Regions from separate parts of the Homo sapiens genome. Here region 2 is linked to region 1. The links are chromatin loops, found by intact Hi-C in ENCODE. Cell type or tissue: CD4-positive, alpha-beta T cell. All regions are shown on one strand. Each heading gives the region's core, and the rest is flanking DNA. Links, peaks and the distances in the headings are about the cores only. Region 1 overlaps BCAS3 (BCAS3 microtubule associated cell migration factor). Region 2 overlaps BRIP1 (BRCA1 interacting DNA helicase 1).

Region 1 (11,131 bases), core at 2,420-7,419:
AATTAGTAATGTAGAAGTGTGATCCCCAACCTTTTTGGCACCAAGGACCGGTTTTGTGGAAGACAGTTTTTCCATGGGCCAGTGTGGGGAGGGGTGGGAGGTTTTGGGATTAAACGGTTCCATCTGAGATCACCGGGCATGAATTAGATTCTCATAAGGAGTGTGCAACCTAGATCTTTGCATGTGTAGTTCACAACAGGGTCTGTGCTCTGATGAGAATCTAATGCTGCTGCTGATCTGACAGGAGGTGAGCTCAGGTGGTAATGCCAGCTTGACAGCCACTTACCTCCTGCTCTGCAGCCTGGTTTCGTACAGGCCACAGACCGGTACCAGTCCACCACCTGGGAGTTGGGAACCCCTTGTGTAAAAGACATATGTCTTTGATAAGAATACTTTTGGTGGCATGGTAAGTTCCTGGTCCCAGTGGATTTTAGTAAGAATAGGAAAAGACAGTGTCGACAAGTCTTTCAGGGAGGATTGATGTAAGGGGAAGCAGGAACATTTAGAGGAGACAGAGGATGTTGCTTCTTTTATCATAAGGAAATGGGTAGTGAGGATGGGTGCAGGTATTGGAGCTTTGAGGAGAAAGGCAAAGGTAAGAAATAGTCCTCTAGGAGAATAGGCATTCCTTTCACCAGTTAGTAAATTTTTGTTGAATGAATAAAGCATATCTTCCACCGTTATTTGTGCCCTAAGTAAATTTAATTACATATCTTTGCTTTCCAGCTTCAATACCATGTTTCTACACCTAAGTTACTTTCTCCCTACTTCTTCAGGTACACATTCAACCCCATCTTTAAAGGCCAGCTTGTGATGTACTTTCTCTCTCTAAAAATAGTGTTGAATTTCATATATTTGCTCCTTCTGTAAACCCTTTATCTGTACTGATTGTTTTCCACTTTCTGCCTATTATTATTGGTTTTTAAATTTTAGATTAAGAGTGTACATGTGCAGATTCGTTACATGGGTATATTGCATGATGCTGAGGTTGGACTTCCATTGATTCCGTCACCCACATAGTGAACATAGTACCCAACTGGTGGTTTTTCAACCTCCCCACCCTTTTCCTCCCCACTTTTGAATCCCTAATGTCTATTGTTCCCATCTTTGTGTCTGTATACACCCAATGTTTAGCTCCCACTTATAAGTGAAAACATGACATATTTGGTTTTCTGTTTCTGTGTTAATTTACTTAGGATAACGACCTCCAGCAGCACCTATGTTGCTGCAAAGGACACGATTTTATTCTTTTTTTATGGCTGCATAGTATTCCGTCGTACATATGTAGCACATTTAAACAATCTAATCCACCATTGATAGGCACTTTGGTTGATTGCATGTCTTTGCTATTGTGAATAGAACTGCGATGAACATATAAGTGCATGTGTTTTTTTTGTAAGAATGATTTATTTTCTTTTGGGCATATACCCAGTAGTGGGATTTCTGTGTCAGATGGTAATTCTATTTTTAGTTCTTTATGGAATCTCCAAATTGCTTTCCACAGGGACTGAACTAGTTTCCATTTCCACCAACAGTGCATAAGTATTCTATTTTCTCTGCAGCCTCACCAACATCTGTTGTTTTTTGACTTTTTACTAATAGCCATTCTGACTGGTGTGAGATGGTACCTTATTGTAGCATCTGTCTGATGATTAGTGATAAGCATTTTTATATGTGTATTGGCCATTGTATGTCTTCTTTTGAGAAGTGTCTGTTCATGTCTAAATGACCCTTTTAATGGGGTCATTTGTTTTTTGCTTGCTGATTTAAACTTCTTATAGATTTGGGATATTAGTCCTTTGTTCAGATACATAGTTTGTAGTATTTTTTTCCCATTCTGTAGATTGTCTGTTTACTCTGTTGATAGTCAGAAGCTCTTTAGTTTAATTAGGTCCCAGTTGTCAATTTTTTTTGTTGCATTTGCTTTTGAGGGCTTAGTCATAAATTCTTTGCTCAAGCCAGTGTCCAGAAGAGTTTTTCCTGGGTTTTCTTCTAGAATTTTTATAGTTTCAGGTCTTACATTTAAGTCTCTAATCCATCTTGAGTTAATTTTTGTATGTGGTGAGTAGGTAGGAGCCTAGCTTAATTCTTCTGTGTGTATATAGTTAGCCAGTTTCTCCACATCATTTATTGAATAGTTATATCCTTTCCCCATTGTTTATTTTTGTCGACTTTGTCGAAGAATATCAGGTGGTTGTAGGAGTGCAGCTTTATTTCAGAGTTCTCTGTTCTTTTCCATTGGTCTATGTGTCTTATTTTTGCACCAATACTATCCTGTTTTTGTTACCATAGCCTTGTAGTACAGTTTGAAATGTGATGTCTCAGGTCAGGCGCGGTGGCTCACGCCTGTAATCCCAGCACTTTGGGAGATGAAGGCGGATGGATCATGAGGTCAGAAGTTCGAGACCAGCCTGGCCAACGTGGTGAAACCCCGTCTCTACTAAAGAGACAAAAAAAATTAGCTGGGTGTGGTGGTGTGCACCTGTAATCCCAGCTACTCAGGAGGCTGAGGCAGGAGAATCACCTGAACCCGCGAGCTGAATGTTGCAGTGAGCTGAATGTTGCAGTGAGCCATTGCACTCCAGCCTGGGCGACAGGGTGAGACTGTGTCTCAAAAAAAAAAAAAAAAAAGAAAAAGAAAAAGAAATGTGATGTCTTAGGCTTTGTTCTTTTGGCTTAGGATTGCTTTGGCTATTTGGGCTCTTTTTTGATTCCACATGAATTTTAGAATAGTTTTTTCTAATTCTGTGAAAAGATGACATTAGTAATTTGGTAGGAATAGTATTGAATCTTTAGATTACTTTGGGTGATAATGGACATTTTAACAATATTGATTCTTCCAATCCATGGGCATGGAATGCTTTTCCATTTGCTGGTGTCATGTGTGATTTCTTTCAGCAGTGTTTTGTAGTTGTCCTTGTAGAGGTCTTTCACCTTCTTGCTTAGACGTATTTCTAGGTATTTTATGGATTTTTTTGTGGCTTTTCTTAAAGGGATTGCGTTCTTTATTTGGTTTTCAGCTTGAATATTATTGTTGTCTAGAAATGCTACTGATTTTTGTATCCTGAAACTTTACTGAAGTAATTTATCAGGTTAAGGAGTCTTTAGAGTTTTCTAGGTATAGAATCATATTGTTGGTAAAGAGAGATAATTTGACTTTCTCTTTTCCCATTTAATGCCTTTTATTTATTTCTGTTACCTAATCACTTCAGCTATGACTTATAGTAGTACTATGTTGAATAGGAGTGGTGAGAGTAGACATCTTTGTCTTGTTCCAGTTCTTGAGGAGGAATACTTCCAGCTTCTGCCCATTCAGTATGATGTTGGCTATGAGTTTGTTGTAGATGACTCTTACTATTTTGAGTCTACTTTTATTTTTGATGCTACTGATTACTAAGTTAAAACTTTCTTGGTGAGGAAATTGGAGGACCTGGAATCAGACTTCCTGGTGGTAGAATCTATCTTCCATGATTTCCTAACTCTGTAATCTTAGACAAATTATTTATTCTATCTGTACCTCACTTTTCTTTCTGTAAAATTGGAATAATAATATTACCAATCTTATAGAGTAACTATGAGAATCAGAGCCCTTTAAATAGTGTTTGGCACATATCAAATATTCAGTAGAGGATTACTGTAGTTTCTATCATTAGTATCATTATTGATACTGCTGTTAATGTGAGAGTCTATAGAACTGATTCATTTTTCGTATTTTGGTACAGTACCTGTTATCCAGAAAACAGAATAAATGAGTAATTCACTAAATAATGAGTAAATTAAATATAATAATTGTGAACTTATTCTTTAAAGGCTTTTAGAACAATACTAGGCTCAATGTTGATAAGCTCAGTTGCTACATTGCTACACCAATGCAAAACCAAAAGTGATGGTAGTATTATCATTTTAATTGGTTTTTGCTCATTTTAATTGTATACATCAGGAAATATGGTTTTATAAATCAGTACACCTATTCTTGAGCCTTTGCCATTTCTTAATTTTGCAAATTAGTTTTCCATTTTAGGTTCAAAAATATAGAGTTCACTGTGTCATGGGACTTAGAAGGAATTTGTTTTCTTCCTGCAATTTCCATTGAGTTAACAAACAGATCTTGGATTCACTTCTGCAGTTCTCTAGAGTTCCTGCAAGTGTCTCCTTTCCTATTAACTTGTTCGTCCTCAGAGGGGTCATCTTTGAGTCACAGCTTTTGGCATCTGAATTCTAGATTCTGCTTTTTCTAAATGGAAGTAGTTGATGAGACTCGGAGACCTTTGTACAAAGCCTCTCATTTCTTGGACTTGGAGCCTCCATATTTCAGTAAAGTGCTTTTACAAAACTGGAAGTATCACTTTTCTTTTTAGCATCTGTATGAGGCATTCCTTTTACCACTCAAAGACTCTGTTTATAGCTTTCATTTGATGGTTTATTGTAATTTTAACTTACGTTGATCAGTAGTTTTCTTGATACAGACCACATCACAATTGTAAATACAAAGCAACCACACATTTCAGCCTTATATAGTTTCACCTACTTAAGAGAATCAATGATAATGTGATGTTTCTTGACTTTTCTTTCCACATCACTGTTTACTTGTGGATTGAAGTTTCCATGTGCATGTTTTAATTTTTGCCAAGAAAAATCAATCAAGTGCACTGTAGCTCTGCTTTAGATTTTATGCCTCATATGACATAGAGTATATAAATAGTATAAACATGTTAAATGGAGAAAAATCTTGTGGGGGGATATCTTAGTTTAGTACCTGGATTTTTATTGATTATGTGTACTTTATTGTTTTAGCTCAAATGCAGTTTTGTTTTTCATTTGTTATTTTCAGATTTAAAGTTTTCCTGGTGAATTTGTTTTCTCAAATTCTTTTATCACCTTTTTTAAAAAAAAATGTTGCTATAGCACTCTGCTAGTTTTAACATTTACTATTTTCTCAAGACAGAGCAGATGAGTTTGTTAGGGAAAGTGGATAGAAAAGAGTGACCTCATAATACCTTCCTGAAAACAAGATGCTTTCATTTCAGAATCATTAATGGAAGAAGCTATTAAATGAAGATTGTACAGTTGTTGTTTTTAAATAGGTTTTTAAAGAGAAGTTTTAGGTTCTCAGTAAAATTGAGAGAAAGGTATAGATAACGTAGTTTTGGGGGGAAATAAAATTGCCAGTGGGATATATTTTAAAGGAAACCTGATATTATATTGCCTCTAAATTATACTTTAAAATTTAGTGCTATGAAAATTAATTTAAAAATATTTTAAACCTAAATAAACTCTATGTAGATATTTTATATTTTTGTGTATTTCATTTTGGATATAACACATTTCTTTTCTCTGTAAGTTTTGCCTTTAAATAAATGCCAGATGATGTAGTTATCCCTTGAAACTAATCCAGAATTTCTTCTTTGCTTTTTACTGCTTGTGGAAATATTTTTTCTTTTCTATGTATTTTTTACATGGGCAAATCATAAACTCCAGATTTCAAAATAGTTTTATTTTTAAATGGTTAATGAGACATGCCTCTAGAGGGCAATATTTTCTCATTGTAATCAAGGCAACCCTGGCATGAACCTGAGGTACTAGGGATGTTAATGTCTTATCAGATCTTAAATAGCCTTTCTTCCTTTTTATTATGTTTTCTGTGATTTATTCTTCAACGTCTTCTTAGAGAATTCAACTTTGGAAATATATTACTATCAATTAATATCCTTTCTGAGTACTACATGCAGATCCAGTTCCTCTGAGTGAATACCATTGAATGAATAGAGGCAAATTTTTTAGTTATATCATTTGAGTATGTGGGGTCATTATGCTAAATGTTTTTTTATTCTCTATGTGTTGCTATTCAGGGACTTGTTATCTGTATACTTTATAATATCAGAGTGATTAAACTTCATTTTTGAGGCATTGAGGCATTATAAGGGCTAATAGTTATCTACTCTTTTCTATTAACATTGATTGGACACTTACTGTTGTTGTTTACCCTTTAAATATAATTTTTATTTTTTATCAAAGAAATACATGCATTTATTATAAAAGTCAAAAATATAATTTTATAGTGAAAGGAGGCACTTTTTGGCCTATCCTCCCCACTCTCGGGTGTCATTCCCCAGAGGCCTCTTCTTTTAACTCTTCTGTTTTTTTCTCAGTTGGTTTTTTTTGGGCCCTTTCCTGGAAATCCTATTACTTGAATAATGTATCTTCTACATTGAGCCCCTAATCTTCTTGTCTATTTTCTATCTTTTTTTTAACTTTATGAGAATTTCCCCAACGTATGTTTCAGTCTTCTTGTTGCATTTTTATTTCTGCAATCTTTTTAATATGATTTTCTTTGAATTTTTTTTATTATCACACCCTTTTCTTATTTTATGTGTAATATTTTTCTCTCTTTAAGAGATCGTTATAAATTTTGAAGCTTTTTTGTGCTCCTTTTATTATGCCCTCCCCTCCCCTCCCCTCCCCTCCCCTCCCCTTCCCTTCCCTTCTTTTTCTTTCCTTTTTTTTCTTTCCTTTCTTGTCTCCCTTTCTTTGCCTTTTTAAATCGAGACAAGGTTTTGCCATTTTGCACAATCTGGTCTCGATCTCCTGGTCTCAAGCAATCTGCCTGCCTCAGCCTCCCAAAATGCTGGGGATTACAGGTGTGAGCCACCAAGCCCATCTGGAGCAGTGATTTTCAACCCTTGACTGTCCATTATACTTAAGCTAGATAGATTTGAAAAATACTGAGGCCTAGACTCCATCAGACTGATTGAACCAAAACACTGACCTCAGTGATGGGGAATCCTTGATGGATCATTGGCTGATTATTTTTATTTTTACATTCTATTATTTAATAATTCATTTTTATTTTATTCATTTTTATTCAGCTAATCAACAAATCAATACTAAGGAACTGATTGGAAGCTTTTTGAATGTGGGAAGGGCATACCGCCTTATAGGTATCAGTGGTCTATCAGGTAGGAATGCCATTTTATTATCATACCTCAAATAGTCACTATCCGTAGGTCTTTTCATGTACGCTGGTCAGTTTTCCCACAAAGAAATTCTTCTATCCTCTGTTCAGGGTGGGGTTGGGGTAATAAAGAGTTTCTGGCAATAAACTTAGAAGTTAGTTTTCAAGGAGTTGAAGGAGTTAACATTATTTTTGTCTAGTGATTAGAATAACAAAAAGAGGATTTGGAGAACCTGTTTGCATTTGATTATTGTCTTACTTCCCTAGTTAGGAGGACAGTTAAGTAAGAAATTCTGGTCTGGTTCCACTGAAATAAAAATATTTCTATGGAAATCTGGAGATGGAATTTTTAGTTGCTGAAGTGAATGAATGTAAAAACTACTTATTCAGATAAAGAAGTGCAAATGGGTAGAACAACAAATTTTGGGAAAAGAAGTGAATGTTCATTTCCTTATGTACTTATCAAAAGGAAGATCTGAAATGTTTTTTTTTTTTAATTTGGAGAAAAATTGGAGAGGGAGAAGAGAGTGAGTAGGCTTCTTAGGATTTGTAGTAGCCAGAGTTTGAATGATTGACCCATATGAACAGATTTAGAAATTATCAGACTTGAGAATAACAGACATGAATAGTCTTGAGGTTGAAATCTGAGCAGGAACTAGAAATCTGCTAGTTGATAGTTGTAAACTACAAAAGGACAACAAGACAGGGATCAGGGCTATACCAGGATTATGCACAGAAGTAGAAATTTTGATGGTTCTTACCATGATGAGGTAAATGATATTTTGAATTTGGAGGAGGATGAGAAAAGGAAAAGGATTTAAGGTTCATTGAAAGAGTTATTAACATTGGATGATGTGTTTTTGCAGGTGAGAATATTGAAGCTAGAATGAGGCACAAGAGGGAAATTACTATTTCAGAATGGACCAAGGTGGAATTAACATGGGCACTGTTGTTGTTGGCTTCAGAAGAAATAGAGCATTCCATTTTCTGTGTTAAGAGCCATCTCTAGTAAGGAATGCTTAATTAATGTTCAATAATATTTCACTCTGGTCTAGTTTTGGAGCAGATTGAAATGTGTCTATATTTGATAAAACCATAGATGAGGGAAAAAATACCATGACAGTACTCATAAATGAATATAGTTTTCCGGCAGTGCTCCAGCTGATTAGGAAAGTGTTTCGGCTTGACAGGGAATTACAGGGAAAGAAGAGTCATTATTTCTCAACTGGGGATGGTCGTGGTATCACTCCTCTTTGTGGTTCTTACTGTCAAGGATCTTTTGTAAAAGTAGGTTTTACGTACGTAGGTAAAGTCATAGGCATACTTTTGGAAAAGTAAATTTAGAAGAGAAGGGCTTGAACTATTAGTATTCGTGTGGTGTGCTTAGTTTGATTTTTTTCTTTTTCTTTTTTTTTGGTAAACTGTTCCACAAATTGTTGATAATTTAGGCAGCTAAATGGAGTATTGGTTTCCTGTTTTCATCTTGAGGAAAATATGTAAGCATATTTTGATAGATATTTAAATGTTTTAAAACTGGAAATAAAGTATATGTGAATAGAAAAGGTTTTATCTGCCCTGTTGTCAAAAATGCTGATTTGGCCCTTTCGTACTGTACTCCCATCTTTGTATGGTTGTTACAATCTGTTGCTCTTTCCCATCTGAAGGAAATGCATCTTTGACACTTCTCATGACCTGCGTCATGATGCTGAAATAGAGCCAGAAAATATCCTTAACAGTCATGGGTAAAAAGAAGGAAGGCGTCCGTGGGTTGGGGCGGGAGAATAGGGGACTGTGAGGAGAAGAGAGTCTTTGCTCTTTCAGTTTACATCATTTTGATTTTTAGGAAAGTTACTTACATTTTGTGGCTATACTTTTTTTTTTTTTAGGAAAAAATTTCTTTTTTTTCTTTTTTTTTTCTTTTATTATTATACTTTAAGTTTTAGGGTACATGTGCACATTGTGCAGGTTAGTTACATATGTATACATGTGCCATGCTGGTGGGCTGCACCCACTAACTTGTCATCTAGCATTAGGTATATCTCCCAGTGCTATCCCTCCCCCTTCCCCCCACTCCACCACAGTCCCCAGAGTGTGATGTTCCCTTTCCTGTGTCCATGTGATCTCATTGTTCAATTCCCACCTATGAGTGAGAATATGCGGTGTTTGGTTTTTTGTTCTTGCGATAGTTTACTGAGAATGATGATTTCCAATTTCATCCATGTCCCTACAAAGGACATGAACTCATCATTTTTCATGGCTGCATAGTATTCCATGGTGTATATGTGTTGTGGCTATACTTTTTATTCAAGAGAAAATGCTTCGATTTTATATTAAATTGTTCCTTAAGTATACATTCTTTAATGTATAGGTATACAAAGTACATAAAGATAAGTTCTGCAAATGTAAAATTAAATAGTTTTGAGTTCTCCAGATCTAAGAAAATACACTTTAAATCTTGCAGTTAATTCTATATTTCATCTTCCTACAAAGTGTTTATCTCAGAACCAACTTCTGATACTTCTACATCTTGTATGTTTAGCAGTTTAAGTAATAAAGTCACATTTGTTGAAACAAGAAGATAGGATTCTATATTTTTTCCATCTACAGTAAAGCATTTCTATTTACTCTGTTGATATACAAAATTCATTGTGAGGTAAAGATGGGAGAGTTGAGTATAGGGTATTTTCAAGAAATAATTTAATGAGGACTTATACTTTGGGGAGCACATTTCACCTCAGACTTGTTCTAAGGGATGTTAGATTATGGAGCCTTAATTCAGGGATTTTTCATTAGGCTAAAACTCCACTTTTGAGCACTTAGTGTCAGTACTATATTTGAACTTGATTCAGAGGAGTGGGAAATTTTGAGGGTGCTTTAATATGATACATTTAGAAATAGGTTGAGGCTTAAGGTCAAAGATCTTTTTAAAAAATTTTTATTTATACGTATGAAGAATTTACTTTCTTCCCTCTTGTGTTAAATATAGTCTTTTTACTGTTATATTTGATTTTTCATTGTTGAAGGAGTGTCAAACTACAATCCTAATACGTAAAATGAATTAAAAATTGCTAAACCTTCTTAAATTTTAAGAGCACCAACTCTTAATAAACTTTCTTCATTCCAAAATCTTGGAGTGCTCTAAGAATAATAAGTAATGAACTTACCACTTTGAGGGAGGAGATTTTGTTCATTTAACTTACAAGTTTGGGTTGACTCTGTGATTGAAACTTAATTGCATGAAACTTTTCAGACAGATTTTTTATATTTCAGTAGAATTCCTCACAGCTAGTTCTATTATTTTTCCCTTTGTGTTCTTGCATTTTATAAACATTGTTTCTAACTGTTGATTTCATCTCCTTTTCTAGGGAATTTTTGCCTCCTAAGTTTTCAATATTCCTTGTTCTAGGCCCACCTTGTTACCTTTTGGAGTTGTGTCAACTATACTTGCTGTACTTAGAATTTTAGCAACAGGAATTATTTCTTTATGACTTTTAATTTTTAGGCATCAAATTTCTAAATTTATTGGGTTTATTTTAGCTTTAAGAAAAGAAAAATACTTAAATTTGTATGTTGTAGTAGCCAACACATTCAGATAATAATTAACAGATGATAATGGATTCACAATAGAAAAGGAAAACTACCTAGCAAATTATTTATTGGAGTATTCGTACATAAATATATACAGTTTCAATTCTCCTGAAAGTACACTTTTAATTCTAGTGACATTTAATAAGCCCTAGGCAAAGCTCCATGCAGGCTACTTTGTATGTAGTGGGGAGAAGTGATGACACTATCATTAATAATCTCAATCCCCATCCTGTTTAAAAAAAAAAAAGAAAGATTGGATTCTTGTTTTCAAGTCCATTTTGTGGGAGATTTCTCTAATCTTCCTACCTTCTCACCCTTTCTCAAAGTACCTACAGTAATGTCTATGGTGACGTGAACTTTTTACTCAAAGAAAGCAACAAGTGTTTTTGCTTGAAATGCATCAAAAATTGCAGTGTTTTTACTTCACCATCGATTGCCTCCAAAAAAAAGTTATAGGCAAAATGAATCAGTGCCCACACAGGATTGTCCTTCAGTATTTTCTGTCTTTATTTGTCACCCAAACTGTTTGTTGTGTTTATAGTCTTTAAAAATGTGTGTCTGTGTGTCGACACACACACACACACACACACA
Region 2 (11,131 bases), core at 2,636-7,635, 840 kb after region 1:
AACTGAATTTTTGTAAGGACATGTTATTTATATAATTTCAGAGTTCTTCCCCATAAAGTCCTCTTTTATAAAGGCAAAAAGATAACTGTAAAGTTATATTTTTTACCTAGCAGATATCATATTAATCAAGTTATCAATCATTAATGAGAAAAAATGAAACTGCGTGCCACCTTATAAGATGCAATGAGCAGAAGGCATCACTTCTGTGACATTCCTGCCAAAGATAAATAACCTCAGTCTAATGAGAAAACCCAAATTAAGAGACATTCTAGATAAGCTGTAATATTCTGAAGTGTCAAAATCATGACAGTCAAGGAAAGACTGAAGAAGTGTTCCAGACTGAAGAAGTTACTAAAGTGATAACTAAATGCAATGCATGGTTCTGACTGGATTCTTTTGCTTTTATAAAAGCGTTATTAAGACAACTGCTAAAATTTAAACCGGTTCTGAGTATTAGATGGCAACAATGAATCAATTTTAACTTCCTGATTCTTATGGTTATATTGTGATTATGTATAAGAATGTCTTTGCTTATAAGACATAGACACTAAAGTATTTCAGGGTGAGGGAACATCAGGGCAACAACATACTCTTAAATGGCTCAATAAAAAAAGATATTTGGATTGTACTTCCAATTTCTCTATAATTTTGTGACAGCCAAACTTTTAAAAAGCTAAAATAACCGAAAGATAAATTTACTGGGCAGACAGTTGGTCAATTAACGAAGTAGTTTTCAAAGGTAAAGTTATCTTTCCACACCCAGTATCCATGAATGAAAACGTTCTACATGACAATTGCAGATACTATCACCACTGAATAGCTACACTCATGTCGGATGGGTTGCTATACATATTTATTTCATTAATGTATCTACACATCAAGAAAACTTAGAGGAGTGGCTGAATTTTGTCAACTTTCTCTGAAATATTCACCAAGTTCACTCAATATGATAAAGAAGATTTGAAACTTTTGAGAATTAAACATTTCCACCATAGAGAATACTATGTTTTCTCCAAGCTCTCAAAAAATTATAATTACTGGGCCAGGCACAGTGGTTCACTCCTGTAATCCCAGCACTTTGGGAGGCCAAGGCAAGCGGATCATTTGAGGTTGGGAGTTCGAAACATGCCTGGCCAACAAGGCGAAACCCTGTCTCTACTAAAAATAAAAGAAATTAGCCAGGCATGGTGGCAGGCACCTGTAATCCCAGCTACTCGAGCGGCTGAGGCAGGAGAATTGCTTGAACCCAGGAGGTGGAGGTTGCAGTGAGCCAAAACTGCACCACTGCACTCCAGCCTGGGTGACAAAGCAAGACTCCACCTCAAAAAAAAAAAAAAAAGCCATAATTATTGGAGCTGAAGGACATACTCAAGCAATTAGTCATCCATTCTATCATCCTACCCCTAGGCAAATTTGCAGACAAGGCAAGAGATTCACACTAACTCCACTAACCTCTGGCCTAACTTAACCAAGATTACAATAGTATAGAACGGGCTGGCAAACTTTTTCTCTAAAAGGCCAGAGATTTTCCTGCTGGCTGAACATGAAAAGAAAGAAAAGAAAAATACATAAATAGACAGAGTATATATTTTAGGTTTTGTGAGCCATATGGTCTCTGTCACAACTACTCAACTTTACTGTTATAACGCAAAAGTTCCACAGACAATATGTATAAACAAATGTAAAATGCGTTCAAAAAAACTTTATTTATAAAAGCAGGCAGCAGGCTGTATTCTGCCCATGGGTCATAGTTTGCCAACCACTGGCATAGGAAAAAAGATTACGACAAAAAAGTATCCATCAAAATAGACCTGCTAAATTTTACTATGACCGTGATATATTAGGTGAAAAATAAAAGCTATATACTATAATCCTAATTTTGTGTGTGGGGAGGGAGTATATATGTAATATATGTGTAATATATGTCATATATACTACATAACAAATATATGTAATATATACTACAGTATCAACCCCTTTACAGGGGTTGAGCTCTGTACAACACCTGATTGCAGGAGTGAGCCACCACGCTCGGCCCAATAATTACGATTTTTTTGAGAGCCTGGAGAAAACATAGTAGTGTTCTCTATGGTGGAAATGTTTACATATATACTCAGTTGATACTGGGTATATATGTAATATATACTACGTAACAAAAATGGCAACAAATTCTACTTATCTTTGTATATAAGCTCCCTTTCAAGGTTACTTTGTAGCTCTTCCTACCAAGATGTGAGCTTTACCCCTTGAGTCTGGATTTGGTCATGTGATTTGCTTTTGGTGACTGGAACATTAGCAAACCTGACACAAACAGACTCAAAAGGCATTTGTACACTGGGGCTTGTTCTCTTGCTGCTCTTGGAACCCTGAGGCCACCATATACATAAACCAGAATTAGCCTGCTAGATGATGAGAGAGACCCACCTCATGGTCCCAGCTGACTACCAATCAACTCCCTGAAGCAGGGCTGCCTTGCTGACTTACAGCTGACCTGCAGTTGACCACAGACACATGAGTAGGCCACCTGAGATCAGCAGAAGAAATGCCCAGCTGAGCCCACCCTAAATTGCTGACCCCCACAACAGTAAGCTAAATAAATGGTTGGTTTGTTACAGCAACAGATAACATTGCATGTGTGTGTGCACGCACATGTGCGCACTTAAGAATAGACAGCAGGCAGAATATCAGGGGTTGATATTGAGGAGACAGTTTAATTAAGGATTAATGTTAATAATTTAAGTACACATTTTGGTGGTTCCCAAATTTTCTCTTAGATGATGCTTTTATATTCAGAAAAAAGTTATTTAGAAATATAAAATTTAATTCAATATAAAAGAGTATTTTTCATTATTTCCACTAAATATTGAAAGTCTAAAAATATGGACATCTTGACCTGATGTATTTAAATGAACTGATAGATTTTACTTTCTAACAGAGAGTTTGGAGATAAATAGTTACAGGTACATAGGAAACTAAGCAAAGGACAAGACAACTACTAGCACCAAAAAAAATAAATACTGGTTTGGGGAAAGAACTGTAATAAGTTTAAATATTTATAGAATTATAACAATACAAATACCAAATGCTGGCAGGCTGAAGGGTAGAAGTAATGAGAAAGGAGAAAAGAATAGGAGGAAGACAACAGAAAGTATCTAAAACCGAAAACTCAAGAGAAAAGCAAAATATGCATGCTACTTCAAAAACTATCAGAATACAAAGGATAAATAATTGAAAATTATTTACTTCAGATAGTGGGAATTGGTGAATAATAGAATTAGGGCAGGGGTCTACTGCTTTTCTGTTTGAAGCCAAGTGGAATTCTTTGACATATTTTTTCACACATACTGTTAAAAAAAAAAAATTAAAGAGAAAAAAAAGTCCAGGAACCAATCCAAGTACATATAACAATTTAGTACATGATAACAGCAAAACTTCAAAACTGGAAAAATGATTAAGTGACACTGGGACAACTGATCAACTATTTGGGAAAATATGCAATTAGAGCCTGACCTCATACATGCATGAAAATAAATCCCATAAACAAGAGAGTTAAATGCACAAACAAAACTGTAAAAGAACTATTAAAAATATCCTTATAAATTTATAGAAACGGATCTAGAAAGATCCTCATGAAAGTGTTCATGGTGTTTCCTTCTGGAAAGCAGAAAGGGAGATGGGGTTAACATAAGGGAGAACATTTTAATTTTTATTCTGTATTGGTTTTTATAATGTTAAAGGTTTTTCAAAAAATGTTATTACTCTTTTTTTTTTTTTTTTTTTTTTGAGACAGGTTTTGCTCTGTCACCCAAGCTGGAATGCAGTGGCATGATCACAGCTCACTTTAACCTCTACCTCCCGGGCTCAAGCAATCCTCCTGCCTCAGCCTCCTGGTAGCTGGGACCACAGGCATGAGCCACCACACCAAGCTAATTTTGTTTGTTTGTTTTTTGTAGAGACAGGGTCTTGCTATGTTGCCCAGGCTGATCTCAAACTCCTGGGCTCAAGTGATCCACCTACCTCAGCCTCCCCAAGTGCTGGGATTACAGGCATAAGCCATCATGCCTGGCCAAAAACTATTTTTAAATCTGCATTAAGTCACCTGTATTTAACAATACTGTCATACCCTCTTAGGTATAAGGATCTGAGTAAAAATTGTAAGCTACAAGAAACAGTGGTGAATCATACATCTACTTAACTATGGCCATTTTTTTCATTCATTTATTCAACAAATAATACAAGTAGCTACTAGGTGCAGGCTCTGTGCCAGATGCTGGTTATAAAAAACTGAAAAAAAGAGACATTACACTTGTCCTTATGGTCAGTCTGGTAATGAGACAAACAAAACAAAAAACAGTTAAACCTACAAATAAATAAATAATTATAAATTTGGGTAAGCATTGTAAATGCTTAGATTTGGTGTTGAGACACTAAAAAAGGGACGAATCTTGAATAAATAACCTGCATGGTAATGCATATAATATGACCTGTAACAGTATAAAAATGAACTGTCATCAAAAAGTCATCTGGAAGAGTTTATTCAGAGACAGAATAGTGAGGTGGTTTAGAGGATCAATTCCAGAGCCAGACTGCCTGGGTTTTAATCCAGCTTCTACTCACCAGGTTTGTGACATGAACAAGTTATTCAAATACTCTGTGGCTCAGTTTCCTCAGCTATAATTGCGGAAAATATTAATACCTTCCTGATACGGTTGTTATAAAGATTGAGTTAAATTCTTTTATTTTGAAAACTGTCAAACCCAAAGAAAAGTTAAAAGAACATGACAATAAGCATCAACTCACATGAACCTGTATTTGCCAGGTGAATTAATATTTCTAAAGTGCTTAGCAGAGTGTCTGGCACATAACACAGTAAGCACCAGTATCAGCATATATATGCAGTTATGTTAAATAGCTATTTTAAATAAAAGTAAATTAAAACCATAAAGTAAAAGAAAGAAGGGTAGGAAGGAAGGAAATAAAAATGGGGTATGGGAGGAAGAAAAAGGAAGAAAAATAGCCTAAGGATCGCCCCAGTGTTAACACTTTGTAAGAAGGTCAACAGCGCACTCTGCTGGACCCAAGTGTCTTCCACACACCAGGCCCAAGTTATGAATTAAAATAATATGCTACTGCTACATTAAATCAAATATAATTACTTTAATTAAAGTATATAAAGAATGTTAGCATTTATTTAATGAATAAATAAAAAGCAGGTATAAGCATAAGAATATATCTGAAGACAACCCTGGCTATTGTGAGGATTTACTAAAAAAAGAACAGAATATAAATAAATCTAGAGAAAATGATTATGAATGATAGAACAAAGTAATATCAAAACGTTAACATACTATTCTAAAAAACAATGTTTTTCTTAACTATATTTTGACCATGTGGAGACAGATGCTTCACTAGAACTTTGACATATGAATTGTCAGATTAAGAAAATAAATCTGAACTGTAAGGAAAGGGATCAAGCAGGGGACACCAGAAAGTTAATTATATAAGAAAAGGTACTGACACTATCTTCCGACTTGAAAAGAGAGTTAGGAGACTAGAAATGATAGAAAAATAAAGAGACAACAATCTACTTCTCCAATCCACTAGGTGGAAACTAAATGATTTTCATAAAAACTAAGAAAATTTGAAGAACCTAAAAAGTTTAATGTCAAATTCAGGGGAAAACAGAAATCATCAAACTAATTTACCATTTAATTTATGGAAGAAGGTTTGTCAAAAGTAATGCAACTGCAGATTTGAAAAACGTGAAGACTAAGACACACCTTTGCAGGGATGAGAATTAAACCATTAATTTATGAATCCAAATAAATATTTCTATTTAAAAAATACTGTACTCCCTAGTATCATATAATAAAAAGCAAGATAGGAAAAGCGTCCTTAGAATTTAAAGGTGTTAGAATTCAATTAGATATAACGTATCTCCTGACCTCGTGATCCGCCCGCCTCAGCCTCCCAAAGTGCTGGGATTATAGGAGTGAGCCACCATCCTGGCTAACACGGTGAAACCCTGTCTCTACTAAAATATAAAAAATTAGCTGGGTGTGGTGACGGGCGCCTGTAGTCCCAGCTACTTGGGAGGCTGAGGCAGGAGAACGGTGTGAACCCAGGAGGCGGAACTTGCAGTGAGCCGATCGCGCCACTGCACTCCAGCCTGGGCGACAGAGCGAGACTCCCTCTCAAAAAATAAATAAATAAATAAATAAATAAATAAATAAATAAATAAATAAAGCATCATTAAATCTAGTCTCCCATTCTTTTTCCTTCCATATGAAGGAACTGGTTTTCACAAAAAAGTTACTTACCCAAGTCTATCAATTTACCTTATTCAAGATTATTACAAGGTCTAGATTAAAATACAACAGATAAAATGTGAGGCATTTTGGTCTGAAGAAAAAAGCAAAAATAAAAAAATATAAAAAAAAGTGAGGCATATGATCTGTCAGCATAAGAAAAGTTCTAATATATGGACTACTTTTTTTTCAATTACTTTATCCAAAAGTTTTGGCAATAAACTCATTTCAAAAGCTGCTGTATAATAAATATTAAAACTTACGACATTAATACACATGAAACTATTTTTCTTCTACTTTTCATGAAACCACCTATCCCAAAATCTACAGAAAATACTTTTATGATTTATAATAAGTCACTTTGCAAAGACTAAGAAATGTTACAGCAGAAACCAAAGTAATTTCCTACAAGGAAAAATATTTACTCCCCTATGACACCCAAAAATCCCATTTTTTAAATAAATTACCTCTACTCATATCCCCATTATTTTTTCTTATATTACATTCTTGGAAATAATTAGTCCTTGTTCTCTGAAAACCTAGATGTATTATTTAATGCTAGAAATCCATGAGAAATTTACTAAAAATTTACTTAACATACAAAAAGGAGAAACATTCATGCTCACTAAAACTATACATTTTATAATAATTATATTTCTATTATAAGTACTTATCCTATTTTTATGTTAGGAAGAAAAAAATAAAGTTGAAAATACAAATCATTTTACCTATGTATTTTTGGGTTTTTTTTTCCCATAACCTTTCAGAAAGCACATAAAATTACTTTATACGTCATGTTTTTCATCATAGACTACCATGAAAAGAAACAAATATTAGAGCTCAACCATATGTTCTTTGCATTGCAAAAGTGCTTTGATGTCTGTTAAATTTACTTTATGCATGTTTAATTAGTATGACATATATCTCTTACATCTTCTTGCAAACAAAAATTCAGTGTCACACTAGTGAAATGTTATCATTTGAGGGACTAGATTTAATTGAGAGATTTAACTTGTTCAAGAAGTTTTCAGACTTATGAGAAATTGTCAGAGGCCTATATCTTAATGTTATGAGTAATAAATCACCCACTTATGAAAAATTATTCCATTTCTAGAGATATGTAGAGTTATACCACCTAAAGCCAAGGAAGAAAATATGCAATTTCTAGCTTAAAAATAAAACAGATATAAAGATACAGATATACAATTATAGATACAGCTATATTTTACCAATGAGCAGACCATAATCAATGATCAACATATATCAGCATACTACATAACCAAAAGGAGAAATCAATCAAAGCATTAGGCTTAAAATTAAGGTACTCAACCAAGGGCACAGTAGATGTGCTTATGGTCAAGCGGTTTAGACTCAAAAGATTTCAGCCATAAACATCTTCAACAGATATCAAAAGAATTTTTGGCCAGGTTCCGTGGCTCACGCCTGTAATCCCAGCACTTTGGGAGGCCGAGGCAAACAGATCACCCGAGGTCAGGCGTTCAAGGCCAGCCTGGCCAACATGGTGAAGCCTCATCTTTACTAAAAATACAAAAATGAGCTGGGCGTGGTGTCAGGTGCTACTTGAGAAGCTACTCAAGAGGCTGATTTAGGAGAATCACTTGAACCCAGGAGGCAGAAGTTGCAGTGAGCCGAGATCGCCCACTGCACTCCATCCTGGGTGACAGGGGAGACTCCGTCTCAAAAAAAAAAAAAAAAAAAAGAAAAGGAATTTTCTACTAAACTCTAAACCTAACTCCTCAAAATTTATAATGTTGATCAGTATTATCAACAATAACATTAATAATAGCTTTCAGCAGCATTTAAAAATAAGAACTACAAGGCCAGGTGCAGTAGCTCACACCTATAATCCTGGCATTTTGGGAGGCCAAGGCAGGTGGATCGCTTAAGCCCAGGAGTTTGAGAGCAGCTTAGGCAACATAGCGAAACCTTGTCTCTAAAAAAGTTAACCAAATAAATAAAATGAAAATAAGAACTACATATTACTCCAAGCAACCTACAGATTCAATGTAATCCCTATCAAAATACCAATAACATTCTTTACAGGAATAGAAAGAACAATCCTAAGATTCATATGGAACCACAAAGACCCTGAATAGCCAAAGTAATAGTATGCAAAAAGAAAACTGTAGGCACCACGCTATGTACTACACAAAGCTATAGTAACCAAAACAGAATGGTATTAGTATAAAAATAGACACATAGACCAATGGAACAGAATAGAGAACCGAGAAGTAAATCCAGGTATTTACAGTTGACTGATTTTCAACAAAGATGCCAAGAACACATATCGGGGAAAGGACTCCCTCTTCAATAAATGGTGCTGAGAACACTGGATGTCCATATGCAAAAGGAAAAAACTAGATCCCTCTCACCATCTACAAAAACCAACTCAAAATAGATTAAAGACTTAAACATAAGACCCAAAACTATAAGACTACTAGAAGAAAACATAGGGCAAAAGCTTCAGGACACTGATCTAGGCAGATTTTATGGGTAAGAATTCAAAAGTACAGGCAACAAAAACAAAAATAGACAAATAGGACAGTATCAAACTAAAAAGCTTCTGCACAGCAAAGGAAACAACAGAGTATAGAGACAACCTGTAGAATGGGAGAAAATATTTCCAAACTATTCATCTGAGAAGGGACTACTATCCAGAATATACAAGGAACTCAACAGCAAAAAAAAAAAAATCTGATTTTAAAATAGGCAAAGGGTGTGAATAAACATTTCTCAAAAGATACATAAAGCCAACAAGAACATGAAAAAATGCTGAACATCACTAATCATCAGGGAAATATAAATCAAAAGCACAATAAGATATCATCTCACTCAGTTAGAATGGCTTACTATCGAAAAGACAAAAAAAAATAACAAATGTTAGTGACGATGTGGAGAAGAAACTCATATACTATTAGTGGAAATGTAAATTAGTACAGACATTACGGAAAACAGCAATGGAGGCTTCTCAAAAACCTAAAAATATTACTACCATATAATCATATAATCCAGCAATCCTACTACTATTTATCCAAAGGAAAGAAAATCTAGAGTACAGTAGCATGATCATATCTCACCACAGTCTGAAACTCCTAGAGTCAAGTGATCGCCCATGCCTCAGCCTCCCAAGTAGCTAGGACTGCAGGCACGTACCACCACGCCTGGCTAATTTTTTTAAAAATTTTGTACAGATGGGGTTCTCGCTATGTTGCCGGGGCTGGTCTCAAACTCCTGGCCTGAGTGATTCTCCTACCTGAGCCTTCCAAAGTGTTGGGATTACTGGTGTGAGCCACCACACCCAGCCAACACCATGTTTATTGCAGCGCTATTCATAATAGACAAGGAGTTGGCATCAACCTAAATGTCCATCAACAGATGAATGGATAAAGAAAATGTGACACATATACACAATGGAATATTATTCAGCCATAGAAAAATATTGAAACCTTGTTATTTGCAGCAACATGGGTAAGCCTGGAAGATATTAAGTGAAATAAGTCAGGCATAGGCAGGTAAGTACTGTATGTTCTTACTCATATGTAGGAGCTAAAAAAAATGAGCTCATAGAAGTAGAGTAAATTGTGGTTATCAGAGGTTAGGAAGGGGTGAGGGGAGGGGAGGATAAGGAGAGGTGGGTTTACAAATTCATAACTACAGCTAGATTGGAGAAACAGGAGGAATAAGTTCTGGTATTCTATAGCACTCTAGGGTAAATATGGTTAACAATAATTTCTTACATATTTTCAAAAAGCTGTAAGAGAGAATTCTGAATATTCGCAACACAAAGAAATGACAAATGTTTGAGGCGATGGATATGTTAATTACTCTGATTTGATCATTACACATCATATACATGTATGAAAATTATCACACTGAATCCCATAAGTATGTATAATTATTATGTGTCAACAAAAATAAACAAAAAATAAAGATCAGAACTACAAATATGTAATATTATTAGTCGGTATTATATAGAATCTTTTATCAGCAGCAGCTAAAGGTAAGAACTACAAATATGTATCCATCTGCTGCTGTTACTACTACTACAGCTGCTGCTACTTCTACTACCACTTGGCGCTTAAACTCTAAGGTATGCCAGATACTCTCAGCACTGTATAGATATCAACTTGTTTAATCCTCCTAACGGCCCCGTGAGATAGGTACTATTACTAACCCCATTTAACAAATAGCTAAACATAATACCAAGAGTTTAAAAAATCAAGGTTATACAGTTAATAAAGAGTAGAGCTATGATTAAAATCCAAGCAGTCTCAAGATATGAAAATAACCTAAGTGTCTGTCAATGGATGAATAAAGAAAATGTGGTGTGTATGTGTATGTCAATGGAATATTAGCCCTAAAAAAGATCCTGCTATTTGTGACAACATGGATGAACCTGGAGGGAGGACATTATGCAAAGTGAAATATGTCAGATGTAGAAGGAAAAATACTACATGATCTCACTTATACGTGGAATCTAAAAAAGTCAAATACATAGAAACAGAAATCAGAACAATGGTTACTGGGGCAGGGAGGTGGGGGATTTGAGGAGATGTTGATCAAAGAGTAAAAAGTTGAATCTACATAGGATGAATCAAGTCTAGAGATCTAATGAACAGCATCATGACAACAGTTAATAATACTATATTCTAGGCTGGATATTTCGATATTGGCTTTAAAATTTTCAGGTGTTCTCAACACACACACACACACAAAAGGTAACTATGTAAGGAGATGAATATATTAATTAGCTTGTGATATGATTTGGAAGTGTGTCCCCTCCAACTCTCATGCTGAAATGT

Evidence for each region. Peaks named below come from ENCODE experiments on the same cell type or tissue, not always from the same donor. Only the 100,000 strongest peaks of a DNase experiment are listed, where the experiment ranks them.
Region 2: it touches region 1 in a loop (3-fold over the local background); 4 of 110 quality-filtered maps call a loop at or near these places.

The regions. Positions count from the first base shown.
Region 1 is chr17:60,996,934-61,008,064 of GRCh38, forward strand. All of the region lies in intron 15 of BCAS3 (BCAS3 microtubule associated cell migration factor), which reads left to right. Among named protein-coding and RNA genes, the nearest start is that of BCAS3-AS1, 130 kb to the right of the region's middle. In CD4-positive, alpha-beta T cell, for the core only: CTCF peaks have their summits at 5,508 (motif pointing right) and 5,707; no DNase peak of the experiment used is centred there.
Region 2 is chr17:61,832,348-61,843,478 of GRCh38, forward strand. The region is part of intron 6 of BRIP1 (BRCA1 interacting DNA helicase 1); the gene reads right to left. Among named protein-coding and RNA genes, the nearest start is that of BRIP1, 26 kb to the right of the region's middle. In CD4-positive, alpha-beta T cell, for the core only: CTCF peaks have their summits at 5,062 (motif pointing left) and 5,261; a DNase peak (open chromatin) is centred at 5,054.